Linked DNA regions of Mus musculus: region 2 is linked to region 1. The links are chromatin loops, found by intact Hi-C in ENCODE. Cell type or tissue: left cerebral cortex. All regions are shown on one strand. Each heading gives the region's core, and the rest is flanking DNA. Links, peaks and the distances in the headings are about the cores only.

Region 1 (8,558 bases), core at 216-8,215:
CAGGCAGAGTCAAAAGGAAATACAAATGTGCTTATGGGAAACTTGGGATACTTATGGAACAGCAGACATCCTAGGTAGCTAGACTGAAGTAGGTGAAGGCGCGTGGTGGATGAGGTTGGAGAAACCGGTGGCCCGCATACTATACAGGGGCCACAGCTTCGCAGAGTGGCAAGGGGATTCAGCAGAGTGGTTTGACCCCTTCCTGTAATACGGACTGAAGAAGCAAAAGTTCTTCCAGTGGACTGGAATTATCTGGAGAGGAAAGACCTACCCTGAATATGAACAGTCATTCCATGGGCTCGGGTCCCAGGCCGAATAAAAAAGAGGAAGCCTCACTGTGCACCCTGACTGTGGGCACGGTACCCTCAAACTGTGGACAGAAATAAATAGTTTTCTAAAGTTGACTTTGTCACCATTGTGTCACAGCAGCAAGAACAATGACCAATTCAGAGTCGAACAAACCTGGGGTCAATTCAATTTCTTCTGCTTACCAGGTAAGAAAAAAAAATCACTTACTTTGTGAGTCATTCAGCTTTAGTCTAGGGATAATTAAGAAATCAGGAATGTTTTTCTTACAGTATTATTGTGAGAATCAAAGTCATACAAAGACATTCTTCATAGTTCCAAAATTGTGGGAGAAGGCTTTTGTGTTCTTTGGAAATATCTTTAACATTGCTTAAAATGGAAAAAAAAGTGAGATAGGACTCACTGTATGTGTTAGGTTTTGCTTTTGGATTTTTTTTTGTTTGTTTTTGCTTTAGCGCAAGAAAGCGCCAGGAAGTGGGAGGCTTAACCTGTAGATGAATATTCTGAATATGAACCCTAGTAGGGCCAGAGCATGGCATTCAGCTTTCTGTGATTGTCACGGAACAAATGGCTATTTGAGAAGAAACGTTTGTTTTGGTTTCTGTCATTCTGGTCTGTGGTTGCTTGTGCCTGTGACACCACAGGAGGCCATAGTAGTAGGAATGGGTAGAAAAGAGCTGTTCTCCAGTGGTGACCAGAAGGAAAAGACAAACAGGCAGCATCCCAATATTCCCTTCAAATAGTGCCCTAATTGCACAGCTTTCGGAACTAGGCCACCTCTGAACAGTTCTGTCACCTTTCCATAGTGTCATAGGGTGACAATTTTAAACACCCGTGGGGAACACTCCAGACTCCACCTGTAGCCATGAGAAGAACGAGTTGATGACACATCTGTAGGGGTTTTTTTTTTTTTTTTTTTTTTTTTTTGATGGAAACAATTAGAATTGCTATTTATCGAGTTGTGAAAGACTGAGATAACATTTTTACTTTTGAAGAGTTCAAGTATTAAATTCCATTTTGGTCAGCAAAGTCGGGTGGTTTTTGAGACATTTAAGTGGGGATATTAAGTAAATGATTGGCTACATGAGCTTGCAAACAGGAGCTGGGGCTGGGGCTGGGTCTGGGTCTGGAGTACAGCATTAGATGGGTTTCAGAGCAGAGAGATTTAAAAAAGCTGTCTAAGGAGCAATAAGGGTGAAGAAAAGAAGATGGAGCCCTGGGATGCTCTGATAGTAAACTGGTTAAAATGAAGACAGCAGACAATACAGACAGTGAGGCTGGGAAGAAGTCTAGGAAATTGAGAAATCCAAGAGGCCAGAATTCTCCAAGAGGGCTGGAATGTGCCAAAAATTATTTAGCAGGAACAAGGAGAAGAGAGTGAACTGCTCATAAAAATACGCAAAACAGAGCTTATTCCATGACCTCGTTGATGGAAGATTTTGAGAAAAGCTGGGCTGGAAGTCTGACTGGGATGGATTTAGAACAGAACGCCAAGAAGGAAAGAAGAGTCAGCAAGGAAATAGAATTCCCCTGTGAAGAACGATGGGAAAGTCAGGCGTGACTGGGGGAGGGGGAGGACAGAGTTGGGGGACAGTGCTTCAGGTGTCTGTCAGCTGATGGGATTGATGCATTGAGAGGGGCATGGAAACCCGGAGGCAGAGGAGAGACAACTAGCTACGTGGATGAAGTAATAGAGTAAGTCACCAATGAGAATGGAAGAAAACAGATAAAAGCTTAGAGCGACATAAAAAAGTTCCACTTTAAACTGTTCGAGTTTTTGAAAGTATTTTTCCTACCATCTCCTTCAGTGCTGAGCTTCCAGCATCCAACACAGGATGTGCGATGTGATGTGCGCACGTGTTGCTCCACGGGCTCAGCGCACACGGCCTCAGAGCGGGATCTGCTCTCTTTGAGTCTAGGCATTCTAGTGAACCTGATATTACTGCATACCTGGAAGGTAAGCCCAGAACCTGTGCAGGCCAAGGGACAGAGAGCCCTGTCTCTGTCATAATCTTATCTGGTCCAGCTGTGCACAGAGAATGCAAGAAGACAGACTGGGGAGCAAGTGAAATTTTAAATGTAGATGCTAGATGGTAGAAGAACTCTTTTGTCTAGAGACTGACGTGGAAGCACCAAGTAAGAAAGAATAGGGCAAATACCCAAAGAGGATCAGAGACAGAAGACTGCCGTGCTGAGACAGAGAGCAACATTCAGGTTCCATGTGTGTTTATTCTCGATAAACATTTCTCCTTGAAGTTGCTAATTGTCTGAGCCACTTCTCTTTGCTTTGCTTTGAGCATCTATTAACTGTGCCTGGAGGGTCCTGACATGATTTTCTAACACACAGCTAACAAAATGATGAGAGTAAGAGGAGATGCTATGTAACACGATGCTAGTAAGAAAAGAGTTGGGCTTTCTGATGGATTTTCATGTCTGCATGGAGTGGGGGTGGATAACTCACAAATGGAGATTAGTAAAGAAATATGTAGGTTGCATCCAAACCTTCTGACTTTTCCCACCTCAGATTGCCGTCTCTGCCCACATCCAATAAAAGGTGCACAGTCATGCTTCCTGTTTTCTGGTGCTCACATTTCAGTCTTTACTGTTTGAACGTATGTAAAATAATTGGGTCTTTGGGACTACACACTCAGGCTGTGTCTGCTGTCTGAGTGTGCTGACATTCATCTTAGCAACCCACCCTGATATTTTCTCATGAAACTAAAGGGAAATAGAAATTCTTTATCCTCAACATTGGGCGGTGGTGTTGGAATGCATACACCAGCAGCGGCATGAACACACACATAAGGACTGACTTCCCTTTTGCCATCTCCACAAGAGACCACCATGGCCACATGGTTCTAAGCCTTGGCGCCTTTTCTCTGGAGGAAGAGAGCATCCACAGAACAGAAGTGGAGATATATATTCTCCGATTCTATTTTTCCATTCACAGAATTATGAGGGCTCCAGAATTTTCTCCTGGAGACCCTTGGGGTTTGGGAGAACTTATTGGGCTGTGGTAGCTGTGTGAAGTTAGCATCACCTCTCCAAGGCTGTGGGGAAGCCCTCGTCTGCTACTGCAATGCAGAATGGAAGCTCAGAGCTCAGATTGCTCCAAAACTCTACATGGAGCAGTAACAAGACCGCCCACCCAGTGTAAGCTGTGCCTTAAAAATCAAACTGTCTTCTTCCTCTCAGCATGCTGACTTCTGTGTCCGTTCTCCATCGCAATCCCTCTCTTCATGAAAGCATGTCTATATGGCCAGGATCTGGCACAGTTTCAATAGTATGTCAATGTTTATCTTTCGTCTCAAAAAACCAAGTAATTGTCCTTGAGAAACTGGATTGTAGATGTAGTCTGAGAAGGGATGCTAAACCAGTCCTGAGTCTGGCCACTAGGGGGCTGCAGCTCCTGCTGATTGTCTCTTGTAATCAGTGGTTTTCAACCTTCCTGATGACCCTTTAATACAGTTCCTCATGCCGTGGTGACCCCCAGCCATAAAATTATTTTCGTTGTTACTTTACAACTGTCATGTTGCTACTTTTTACGAATCGTAATGCAAATATCTATGTTTTCAGATGGTCTTTTAAGGTTGTGAGCCACAAGTTGAGAACACTGTAGCACACTGTCTTGGAGCCGGAGTGTAAACATGTAGTGTCTAATTGTTAAACTGGGAGGTTGGAAGGGAGGGAAGAAAGGGAGGGAGGGAGGGAGGGAGAGAGAGAGAGAGAGAGAGAGAGAGAGAGAGAGAGAGAGAGAGAGAGAGAGAGAGAGAGAGGCTCTCCCAAGTGCACTCAGTTTTCTAGCTACCCTCACCAAAGCCATAGGAAGCTGAACATAGACACTTTGGGACGTTCATACGGAATCAGACCAGCAGCTGATACTGAAGGATCACGTGCAGCAGAGCATGGAGCACAACAAGAAATGCCCAAGAAGCTGAGTGTAGTGGTGCACATCTGTAATCTTAGCACACAGAAGGTAGACACAGGAAGATTACCATGAGGTCAAGCCTAGACAAGGCTCACACGGTGGGACCTACTATCGCTTTCTTTTTAACTGTGGCTGCTCATCCCATTTCATTAAAAAAAAAAACTCTTAAAAGATAAGACTAGCAGTCAAGAGTAAAAAGTCATACAAGAAGCCATTTAAAGCCTCTATGTGTTCAGTATAATTGTTACCCAGCAGTTGGTAGAACAGGAAATAGCTCAAATAGCTCTGATGTCTTTGAAGAGTTTACTCTCCTCTTGAGACCCCTTGGTTTTCAGTGCAAGCAGGTTTTCCAAGGCCCCTTTGTTAGTGTCCCTGCCATCCTAGGCAGGTTCCTGGAGTTAGCTGCATACTGAAAAGCCTTCAATGTAGGTTGAAAAGGACAGAGACAGATTGTTGGAAGTAAGGAGTTGAAAGTCGTGGATGGAAAGTCAGCTTGGAGGAATCTCTGAGGAGAGAAATCAGGACCCACAGGATAGAGTCTGGATCCTTCCTTAAGGCTGGCTGAAGAAATCTGTTGTGTGTGCCCGAGTGGGTAGTAGGGAGGCATGCTTCACAGCTAGAGCCTGCTTTAGGAGGCAGGGAAGAGGGTAGGGAACAGAGAGTGTGGCCCCCACTTTTGCTGTAAACTCGCTTCTGGAAGTGTGACATGCTGGCCCTGCATGTTCCTCTTCCTGCTGCTGTCTTTTAGCAAAGCGCTGTCTTTGTCACTTCCACACACCAACCTCCCCCAGCCTCCAGAATAACCCTTAATCCCATGTTTCCTGCGGGTATATATTTTAGGGGAGAGAGAACTGAAAGAGAGAACCACATCATATTCAGCATGGCCCCAGCTAACAAAAGTTTCCTGTAGAACTCTGTTCTCTGTCTTTCTCATCCACCCACCCTGTCCCTCATCTTTGTACAATCCTTGATTTATCCAAAGAAGTTCAGCTGTTCTCCTGGACACTGAACCATTGGGCTCCCGGACAAATGACTGTGTCTTAACATATACCTTTCAGGAGACGAGGAGGAAAGGGGACTGTTTAAGGGAGGTTTGTGCAACATCTACTGAGTCTCCGTCCACCCCCACCCCCACTTTCTTTTTGACTTAGATTCTTAGGGCTTTGCTTACTTTCTCTCATCCACGTCGCTGGCTCCTCCAGGGTCGAACATGGTTAAGCTAAGTCCATCTTTCAGGTGATTCCTTTCTCAGTCCTGATGTTGACATGCCCTTGACCCTGAGACCTCTTAGAACAGCTTAAGCAGACCAGTGTCCTTGACTGAGCCAATGTCCTGGAATGCTTGAGAGATGAGGGATTTGTAATGAAGTGTTTTTAGGTTAAATTCATGTGAACAGTACCCTACCTTGGCTGCCTTTGTAGTTTCATCAGAATTCATTCTAGCCTAGTGTATCTAATTTTCTGTTATGGTCTAAACAGGTCTCCTTATTCCCCAAATTCACATGTCGACATCTTAACCATCAAGGTGATGGAGTTGGCTGGGTGGAGACTTAGCTCAGTGGTTAGAAGCCCCCACTGTTCCTGCAGACCTGAGTTTGATTCCCAGTTTCCACACAGTAGTTCTGAGCCACCTGTAACTCCAGTTCCACGGGATCCAATGCCTTCTTCTGACTTCTGTTGTCATCAGGAATGGACATAGTGGATATGGATCTGTATAGACAAAACACTCATATCCTACTACTTTAGCAAGCTAAAGAAACATTGAGAGCAAAAGAAACCTATGTTAGGGTTCTCTAGAGGAATAGATCAAGTAGAATGTATGTATATTATAAAGAGAGATTCCCTAGATTGGCTTATAATATGGGGACTAGATAGTCCAACAGTGTCCATCTGCATCAGAGAGGGGCTGAGAACCCAGTAGCAGCTCATTCCGTGAAGCTGAATACCCAGGAAGTACCACCTGATGCTGAAGGTATTGATGATTCCTGGAGAGTCACTGGTTTCTAGTCCATATCAAAGATGGAAGCAGTGTCAGCAAAAATGGCCACAGCAGCTGGGATAGTCAAACTCACTAGCAACACATAAGGAAGACAAGAAAGTGAGATGCTGTTTCTTTGGATCTCTTTATACCCTGGCAACTCACCAGATCATGCCATGTACTCTGAGAGGGAGCCTTCGCTCATTTCTTATTCCTTCCTGGACATGCCCATACACATATGTTTAGAAATGTCTCTTACTTGATTCCACATCCCTTCAAGTTGACAATCATGACTAACCCATGACAGTACCCACCGAACAATTCCAGTTGGCTACCCACAACCTTCTACCAGGGAAAATGACTCATTAGTTTGTTGACTAGATTCTTTATGGTGATGGTCTCATTATATTCCTTCTTACAGATCTTTCCACCTTCCAGCATGCTGGACAATCCCAGCATTGATCCACAGTTTGTCCCACATTAAGGAAATCTGAGGGAGCTTAAGTTGTCACTGAGTTGACCATATTTGTTATTTGCCAACAACCATGTCCCAATGAGGTATATTATGGAGCCTCATATCCTCTCTGACTCTAGGTAGGTCTCAAGGGCTTTTGTTGCTAGAGTTGGCAATAAAGAACTGAGTAATTCTCCTGCATCTCTGGCTCTCTAAGACTGCATTCATCTTGCATGGTTTCCTGAGGACCACCAGATCTTCCCTCTACTTTTCTGAGTGTTTCTGGTGTGCATTTACAAGTGCGTTCCTGTGTTCTTCCATATTCTATAGACACTGGTCCTGTCAGTTCAGTACCTTTCTCTTTCATAAAGCCTAAAGGAAACTCTTGACATTGTCAAAGAACTCTTTCACATGCTGTTTGTCTTCTTGCCAGAGACACAGGTGTTTTATGGGCCTGGGACAGCTTTTAATTTCTAATGTCTAAATTCTAACACTCTAATAATGAGGGAAACAGCACCATGAAGCTCACCTTCCTTTCTTATTTCTGGCCATGTTTATGCTGAGAAGGCCCAATTAATTAGTATTTTTAGGGGTGCAGTATCTTTCTCAGTAGCTCAGACTTTTAATCTTTCTGCCTCTGACACCCCAGTTGCACACTACAACTTTGATATAGTTTCTGAATGTTCACTTCTTTGCCAGTGTTGTTTATGGTTGTTGTCTATGAGCTCCCATGTCGTAGTTACTCTTTTCTTGGTGTGATTAAATACAATTAGTAAGGCAGCTTATACAAGAAGGAGTTGATTTTGGCTTGTGGTTGCAGAGGGAAAAGAGTCTATCCTGGTAGGCAGGCATGCCATCAGGCATGCCAGCCAGTGTCAGGAACAGGCAGCTGAGAGAACAAAGAGGAATTAGGACAAGACTATAACACTCAAAACCTGTGTGTGTGGATATTTCTCAATCAAACTACCACACTCTACAATAGTATTCTCTTTGGGAAATTCCATCTTTTCTGGGTTAAAGTGCTAGGAACTGTGGTTCAATCAACATATCGGTGCCAGTTGAAACTGGGTTACATAGGGATTCACAAGGAGTCTTTAAGATGTTGCCAATATGGTAAGTTACACATTATATCATCATCTGACTTTGTATCTGGAATACTTAAATATTAATCATCATAGCATATTGCTCACAGCTTTATTGCTGATGATTAGTCTCACAAGTTCCATCTGACTTGGAAGTGACATTCCAGGAATCATCATGACTTGAGGTCAAGTTGATTCCTGGGTGTTCTAGTTCATATGTTTGGCAATGATATTGGAAATTTATTTTTGGCCAAGTCAGATTTGCCTAGATCATATCCTACTGACCCTTGGCCAGGTTCATGATAGAAAACAATGCTCTTAGGAGTAAGAACTGATAGACCCAACACAAAGAGTCTGAGAGACAGCCTGGGAACCTTTCAGAGGAGAAAACTTTCTGAAGAGGAGAGACATAAAATGTAGGGACAAAGAAGTGTAGAATATGTGTAAATGTAGTTCCAAGAAAAGAGAAAGCAGCACGGGGAATTCTCAGATGTTGCTCTGTCCATAACCAGGAGCACAGGTGAGCTCCCTATGGCTGAAAAAAGCATCCTCCAAAGGCTAACAAGAAAGCTTGATTTCCCCTCTGCCATGCTTTTGGGAGGTGGTGGGATACTTAAGAGGAGGAACCTAGTGTGATGTCTTCTGGTCATTGAGGGTGTGCCCTTGAAATGAATGTCAGAACACCAGACCTGGCTTTCTTTTTTTTTCTTCAGTGATAGTGAGTTGAATGGACTTCCTTCATAATGCCCCACCCCCACCCCCTGCCACCATTAGCTAAGGATAGATGCTTCCAAATTGTGAGCCAAAACAA
Region 2 (8,558 bases), core at 442-8,441, 170 kb after region 1:
TATATTTAATTTCATAAGAAATAGCAAATTTTTAAAATGAAACTTTAAACTTGGCTCATCATCAGCAGTAGTAGTAGGAGTAGTATTTCAGACAATGGATATTACAGTTACATTGTGAGTTCTTAATTCTCTCAGCAGTAATGGAAGTATTAGCTTTCTTGTACTTTCCTGTTTGGGGTGTGTGTGTGTGTGTGTGTGTGTGTGTGTGTGTGTGTGTGTAAGCCTAAAGCTGAGTTCTTCCTACATCACTCTCTACTCTATTAAACAGGGTCTCTTACTAAACCCAGTAAGGGTTGGCTCACCTAATTATCCAGCTTGCTCAGAGGATGCTTTAGCTCAGCCCGCTGAGACCTGGGATAGCAGGCAGTTGCCCTCATTGCCAGTGCTTTAGATTCTAAGAATCATCACTCTAGGCCTCATGTCTGTGCTACAAGTGCTTTATCCATTGAGCAGTCTCCCAAGGCATCTTTTATGTAACTTCCAAAGAACTAGTTTAAAAAGATTTAAAAGAATCAAAGTTATCACAACCAATATTAGGCTCCTTTTTGGTATTGAATCCATTAAAATTGTGTAGAGTTTTAACATCCAGCAAACATCCATTAGCCACCCCCCCCCCGCCCCATGTAGCCAGGAGTGAAAGAAGTATCATGGAAAAGTGAGTGTCAGTGATGCATGCCCGTGATACCTATGAGCTCACTTGGAAGCCATTGCTACTTTTTAACTTGGGTATTTCCTTATGAAATTCGCTGAAGATTTTTTTCCTTCAGTATATCCCAACACAGATCACTTTCCTGCCAGTCACACCTGATCTACCAATTTGGCTTTAGCAGTGACAATATCTATGAAGGGTCTCAGATGGTATACTCCTTGCATGATAATAGTTCATTGTGTGACTGTCCATGAAGGCAAGATAGGAGACCTCTGGGTCGGTGACGAAGGACTTTACTATGATTTGGAAGGCAGGATAGACATCTGCATACATTATATATTGGTGTGCTGAGACCCAGTTCCCAACTAGACTGGTGTTGAAAAGGCCAAAACCTCCTTTTATGTAAAGTTGGTTATGTTAGGACAGAGGAATTTTTCATTTTAGGAAATTCAATATTTGACATTGGAAGGTCAAACTTTAGCTCTCCCTTGAAGTACCTCTCCTTAGCTACCATCTCTATCCCTTGAGTCGATCTCTGCACATAGCATTTTAAAAAGATAATCTATAGCAAAGTGCAGGCTAAGTCTCTGTTAGCAAGAGATGCTGAAGCCCAGGGTATCCATGCAGAGCTATTGCCCAGAAGGTTGATCCAATCCTTGATCTTAGAAAGGACTCAATCTTCCTCATGAGTCTCTATCTTCAGAAATCAGCATTGTGACTGAAATTGATTATTCTGAAGCCAATTCTGTGTTCAGTGAGGAACCAGCCTAAGCAACTACCTTAAGGTAATGAGATGGAAATAAGTAAGCTGAAGTTATTAGCTGACCTAAGATACAGGATCTGGATTAAAGTGTGGTGCAAGAAGTATTAAGACAGGAATTTTAAGAAGATTCATTGGCATAGGAGCCATTTAAACATGTTAGATCATTCTCTCATGTTGATCAGGATTGCTATCAGATGCAGCTGTCTGTGTTGCTATCTATGAGTATTTTCTAGGTGAGTACATACTGTGGATATTTTCTAAGACAAAACTAGAGAAGAGAGTATAACTAGACATGAACACACCATGTCAGCTCTTACCTCATGGCCAATGTCACCAACCTTCCCCCTACTCTCATCACCCCTTGGATTATTTTTGAGAAATATTGGACATTGTACAATAATTTTTTCTACTTTAAGTTTTTATCAAGCAAAAGTGTCTTTTATCCTTCTTTCTTGCTTGTGCTTTGCAGTCAAGATTTATTCAAGTGTGTGCCAACCTTCAACCTGAACAAATCATATATTTGAATCTCATTTGGTGGTGGTGGTAAAATGCAAGTATTCTGTGATGTATTTATATTTTGTTTTTGTTCTTTAATAGTATATTTTTTGCCCATTATAACAGAGGTACCAATGTTATTCTATTTGGGCATTAGGAAAAACAAATCAAGTTTGGTGACTGTTTTTCCTTTCCTTTCTTTTCCTTTCTTTTCCTTTCCTCTCCTCTCCTCTCCTCTCCTCTCCTCTCCTCTCTCCTCTCCTCTCCTCCCCTCCCCTCTCTCCTTTCCTCTCCCCTCCCCTCCCCTCCCCTCCCCTTCTCTTCCTTTCCCTTCCTTTCAAAAACTTTTATCAAAAAAATAGTTGACCATCCTAACCCTGTTCCCCTGGAAGTCATTCTTCATATTTTCCTTAGGAGGAAACTTTAGCACTATAGCATCATATGTTTGTATAGAACTCTTCAGCTTATGAAGCACCTGGACATATATAATCACATGTTGCAATTTTCTAGAATGTGAATGAGTATTGTGGGGTTGCATGTATAGGGAGATGTGAGCAGACATATGTGTGTCCACATGCAGAGGCCATAGGTAGTCTAGTCTTGGATGTCTTTCTTCATCAATCTCCCCATTATGTACTAAATCACACTCTTTGGCTTGAACCCAGAAGTCTCTATCTAATTCAGGTAGTCAAGCTAGCCAGGTTGCTTTAGTAATTCCACCTCTTCTTCCTAAGTGGTGAGCTGCCACATATGCTCACAATTTATGTGGACGCTAGCAATCCAAACCCTGGTACTCAAGTTTACACAACAGCACTTTGCCACATAGCCATTTCCCTATCCCTTTTGCCTTCTTGGTACCCTTTCCTATAGGTAAAGAAAATGATTCCTATTCTATAACAGAGAAACTGAGGCTTGGAAAAAGTTAAGTGTCTGATCCAAAATTAAAAATATATTAAGCATAGACTAAGACTCAAGTCCATACTAGATAATTCCAAAGTAAAAATGATTGATTTTGCTCTACTTAACAAAATATCAGAGAGATAAGATGGCCAAGGTGGACTCTGCACACCTGGGGTTTCTATTTCCTGGATTCAAGACAAGTTTGGGGGTTGGGGGACATCCTAGTGGCTAAGAGTGCTGGCTGCTGCTCCTGTGGACCTGGATTTGATTCCCAGTACCCACATGGTGGTTCATACCCATCTGTAGCACCATTTCCAGAGGATCCAGTGCCCTCTTCTGGCCCCTGCAGGCACCAGGCACCCAAGTAGTATACAGACATACATGTAGACAAAACAGCCATGCACATACAAAAAAACCAAACCACCCTTTTATTAGTTGTCCAATGCTAAGTGATCAACCCCGAAGCCATATGAAGCCATAGACATATAAAACCCAAAGCAGCAGATTGTATTTGTATATTTATGCATATATAATATGCACCAGTATATTATAATATATTAATAATAACAGAAAAAAAGCCATCAATTTCCAAGGAGATGGGGGCAACATGAAAGGTGTAGGGAGACAATGGGGAAATTATATAATTGTATCTTAATTTAAAAATACATGAATGTAAAAGCAAAAATAAGTCAAGTGTTCAGACGCCTTAAGACCTAGTGTTTTTTTTATGGAAAATACTTTAATAAATTGATGTGATTACTTTTAATTACTAGAAATTAACTTACCCTTTCATGTCCCCTGTAACAGTAAGGCATAAGTTAGTTAGAAGAGCTCACTGCAGAGAGCAAGCTGGGGAGCCTGTGGGTAAAATCAGAGCATGAATGTGACCACTGCCAGCTGGCTGTCATTTCTGTCCTGTGCATGTCGGGTCCTTGCACAAATGTAGCCCAAGTGTACTTCTGCTTATTAGTCTGTCTCCTTACATAACTGACCTTAAGTCATTATGTAACAGTGCAAGGCTATGATTCAGTGTACTGTTCTTTCCCACTCGGTATTATTAGAAGCTATTGGGGAACTGCTGCTGGTGCTCTCCAGAAAGGAATCTTTTAATCTTCTATTTAGAGACTTTGTATTTTCCTGTGACGGAGAATAAAAGCTTAAACTGCCACATATTAGACACAGCATGGGCATCACTATTTTTTGCAAAGTTTGGTCATCACCAGCACAATTTGTGTGATGGCAGAGAGGAAACAAACATTAAGTACAATTACTATGTGATACGCACACAACAGGCATGCCAGATAACGCATCACCAAAGATAGCAGTGTGTGTGAATGAGTTGAGTCACTTTCTTAAAATTTCTTAGCATGGCATAAAAGAGGAAACTGAGTAGTATCCCTGAGTGCCAACATGTTATAAATATTAAATCGTCTCTTAGAGGATTTTCTTTCTAGTATATAAAGAGTAGTAGCAGTTAAATTGAAATAGTAATATTCAATAGAAAGTACATCATTAATAGCTGTTGATATGCCTTTGGGAAGAAAAAAATATCCAAAAGGTATTGTTTATAAGCCTGTGAAGCAAGGATTTTAAATCCCCTAACAAAGCAAGTTCCCTAGAGTTCCTTGGCAGTGCTTTGATTCTACAATGGCTCCACATGCGTGCGATCATGCATTAGCACCCATGCTTGTCTTCCTTCCCTAGTCAGTCAGCTCCCTAGAGTAGGCACCATTAAACTGCCTCTCCTCTGTATTTGTGCTCTCAACTTCCAACTTTTTGTCAAAACACTCAGACTTATTTATTTATTTTTTCCGTGTTTAAGGAATCTGGACAATACTCATTCTTCACAGATTTCTTTGGCATCTGACAACTTAAACGATCAGCAACCTCGTGAAGGATTTCTCCTCTTTCCTTCGCTATTTCTTTGCCATTCCTTAGTAGCATAATAGTATTAGGCCCACCTAAGGGCTGGAGAGATGGCTCAGTGTGTGAAACATTTCTTTAAGCATGAAGACCTGAGTTTAAATTTCCCAGAACTTATGAAAAGGTAAGATGTGTTCACATTGTACCTATAACCTCAGTGCAAGGATCAGGGATGGAGACAGGTGAATCTTGGAATCTCACTGGCCAGTTAGTCTAGCTGAAAAGAGTGAAATCAAAGATCAGTGAGAGGCCCTGTCTCAACAAAACAAAACAAACAAACAAGAAACCAAAAACCTCATAAAACACACACAAGCAAGCAAGCAAGCAAACAAAGCACTAAGGCGAAGAGCAGTAAAGGAAGCCTGGTGTCTACCTCTGGATTCACACACAAATGCCTAAATAGTAACAAGCAAATCGCTGTTATCCTGGAGAACCTCTGGTGTTTGTCAAAGCCATATCTATTTTGTCTCTCTGAGCCATTAACTTGAATAGTTCTAACAAAGTGAACTAAAAGCTGTCCTAGCAGCTCATTTCGCTTCCAGCAGATTGACCTGGGTATTGGTAGAGGCTGGGGTCAGTTCTACGGAGTCTGAGCGCTGCTTCCTTTTGACATTTATAAGGCAAATTCAGCTCACAAGAAAACAAGAATAACTCACAGCCTAGAAAGAATGATTAGTGCTGAGTGGTCACCCAGATCTGCATATTTAGACAAATATTTAGGCAAAGGGAGTTTCCTTCTGGTCAGGTTTGTTTGACTTTTTCTTTTTCTTTTTTTAATACAGGTTATACAGTCTGTACACCAGACTATTCCAGTCTGATCTAGTACTTGCTATGCAGCACAAGGTAGTCTCAAAACCACAATTTCCCTGCCTCAGCCTCTGATGTGATTGGATTATAGATTATAGATATGTGCCACCTTGCCTGGTTTTAACCAGAATTTTAAGGCCATGTATTTCATGAGTAAATAGATGAGGAAGGCTTATTAACAGCTTTACTGAGTCAAAAGAGGATCAGCTCCAAATAGCACCCATCGTTATCCAAAATAAAAAAACAAAACAAAAGAACAAAACAAACGAACAGAAAAAAAAAAAAAAAAAAACGAAGGATGGATGGAAGGAATGGGGAGAGGAAAGGAGGGGAGAAGACGAGGGAAGTTACCAAACTTTCATCAAGTACAGTTTCACAGCATCACAGCTGCTTTAGGACTGTTGTAAGTCTACAAGAACTTGGGAGAAAAAAAATAAGTTGTAACCCTTGGTCCCTAAGGATTAAATGTGACACGTGCTGTGACACTTGTCATCAGCAAGTCAAGAAGATGAGTTTGTACACAGAATTCAACCATTTGAGCTGAAATTTGCCCTTTCTAATTGTGTTAAAGGCCTTCATTTTGTTTTAGAATTCAAATGGGCTTTAGGGTGATCAGCCATGGGAAATCCCAGGTTTTATTCTGGAAATTCTTTATTATCTCTCTCTATGGATGTATGAGTCCGGCAAAGTAGTAAAAAATGGGACAGGAACATAGTGGCTTCCAAGAGAGGGGCTTTCAGAGGCTATATGACTCAGTAATTAATCTCATTGGCAAGTGAGAGTTGAGCTCTAACTTTAAAGCTGTATGTATCTTAAATGGTGACCCAAGGTGATTAGGAGCCTAATATTAGTCTACTCAGAAAAGGCAAGGTATGTATTCAAGCAGAAGTCATGGACCAGACTGCCCCAAGGCTTGTATCAGTCTGCAGTTTAACTTTGCATATGCAAACAAACACTTCTTGCACTAATTTGAACCTCAGAACTGCCTTGCCAAATCTACTAAACTGTCTTTTGGCTTATAGGATGGAGCTGCTTCCCTCCTTAACCATGTTGAACACTATACAGAGAGCACAGGTGACCAACTTTCCTTCCCATTCTGTGTTCTAATTGTAGCTGAAAATTTATGTTAGGAGTTTCAAATGATTGAGTTAATCATTTTGCCATTTGCTGGGCTAATACTGGAGCTTCCTGGAGTGACATAGAATTAACTGAATGAACCCAAATTGACATAGATAACAAGTCTCAGTGCTATGTCTCTGGGTCAAGGAAAAGATTAGTTTCCTAATAAAAAGTTCTTGATTTGATTGTGGCAAATGAAATGAGATCTGTCCCAGTACAGATCCCAACAAAAGCAGAGGCAGCACCCAGCAACAGTTGTAGACACAGAGAGGCCATAAAGGCCTTTAGAACAAGATGGGGGGGTGGAGGAGAGAGGGGGGAGGGAGAGAGAGAGAGAGAGAGAGAGAGAGAGAGAGAATGAACATGTCTTTTAAGTCAGGAAGTTAGGCATGGAGGTTAGAGAAATAGTGAGAAATCCCAGAGTAGCAGGAATGCATACTTAAGATTTTGTACAGTTTCAAAAGAAAAGATAAAAACAAAGTAAAGAAAAAGTTAATTTTCATAAATTCATTCTTTTTAATAGCTGAGTAGTATTCCATTGTATAAATGTACCACATTTTCTGTATCCATTCCTCTGTTGAGGGCCATCTGGGTTCTTTCCAGCTTCTGGCTATTATAAATAAGGCTGCTATAAACATAGTGGAGCATGTGCCCTTCTTACCGGTTGGAACATCTTCTGGATATATGCCCAGGAGAGGTATTGCAGGATAGTCGGCCATCAGTGGAAAGATGGTCGTGCAAACTTTATATGCCTCAGTACAGGGGAAAGCCAGGGCCAAGAAGTGGGAGTGGGTGGGTAGGGGAGTGTGTGTGGGGGAGTATGGGGGACTTTGGGGATAGCATTGGAAATGTAAATGAAGAAAATACCTAATTAACAAAAATGTTAAAAACAAAACAAAACAAACAAAAAAAGTTAATTTTTTAAAGGTTACTATTTAGAATAGCAAGCAGGCATGATAGTGCTGTGTGGTAGTAAAATTGCCTTAAGTAATTGCTTCGGGGCAGGACTCCTGGAAGGTTTCAGGACCTTATCTTAAACCTTTAAGTATTCATCCCATTTCTTTAGCATGTCTTCAGCTGAGTCAGCTTTCCTGTATAGTGGTCTCTTGGCAAAGTGATTGACAGGAATAGGTGGGTTAACTCTTAAGGAAGGAGATAGGAGTATGGAGTACTCTAACCTTTGAAGGACCCAGAACGTCCTGTTTCTATTCAAGGCAAGAGGTAGAACTCAGATTCTTTGACCAGGAAGAAGTAGCTTTTTCTTCCTTAAGGGGACTGAACAAAGATCTGGAATCTTCATGTTTTTATATGATATTTTAAGGAGGGGTAGCTATGAATGTTCTTTTCTAGTGTTACCAAGGGAATGGGAGGTGAGATCCACAGCCGACTTATGAAATATGGGTCCATCCTTAATGGTCTCCAAGGCTTTCAGTTCCTGTCTAGCTACCTAGTAGGATCACTTATACTTTATGAACAAAACATTGCTCAGTTAGTGTGGTAGTTTGAATGAGAATGGCCCCTATAGCCTCATGTGTTTGAATGCTTGATCCTCAGTTAGTGGAACTACTTGGGAAGGATTAGTAGATGTGCTCTTGTTAGGTTAGGTCTGACTCTGTTGGAAGAATTGTGACACTCAGGGTGGGCTCTGAGTTTTCAAACTCCCAGACTAGCAGACTAGTCTCAGTCCACCCCCTGCCGTGTGTGTGTGTGTGTGTGTGTGTGTGTGTGTGTGTGTGTGGTGTGTGACTTTTTACTCTTTTCCTTCCCTCCTTCCGCTCCTCCTTGCCAATCAGGGAGCTCTCGGCTACTGTCTGACCATCATGTCTGCCTGCTTGTCTCCATGATGATCATGGATAAACAAGCCCTCAATTAACTCTTTTCTTTTATAAGAGTTGTCGTGAT

What was found. A loop is a pair of places that touch in the nucleus more often than their neighbours do. Peaks named below come from ENCODE experiments on the same cell type or tissue, not always from the same donor. Only the 100,000 strongest peaks of a DNase experiment are listed, where the experiment ranks them.
Region 2: a loop joins it to region 1, with 2.6 times the contacts of the local background. A loop is called at or near these places in 2 of 42 quality-filtered maps.

What each region holds. Positions count from the first base shown.
Region 1 is chr14:74,597,892-74,606,449 of GRCm38, reverse strand. No RefSeq gene overlaps it. Among named protein-coding and RNA genes, the nearest start is that of Gm41210, 39 kb to the left of the region's middle. In left cerebral cortex, for the core only: a CTCF peak has its summit at 3,693 (motif pointing right); DNase peaks (open chromatin) are centred at 3,667 and 4,960.
Region 2 is chr14:74,423,639-74,432,196 of GRCm38, reverse strand. No RefSeq gene overlaps it. Among named protein-coding and RNA genes, the nearest start is that of 4933402J15Rik, 72 kb to the right of the region's middle. In left cerebral cortex, for the core only: no CTCF peak of the experiment used is centred there; DNase peaks (open chromatin) are centred at 3,803 and 4,053.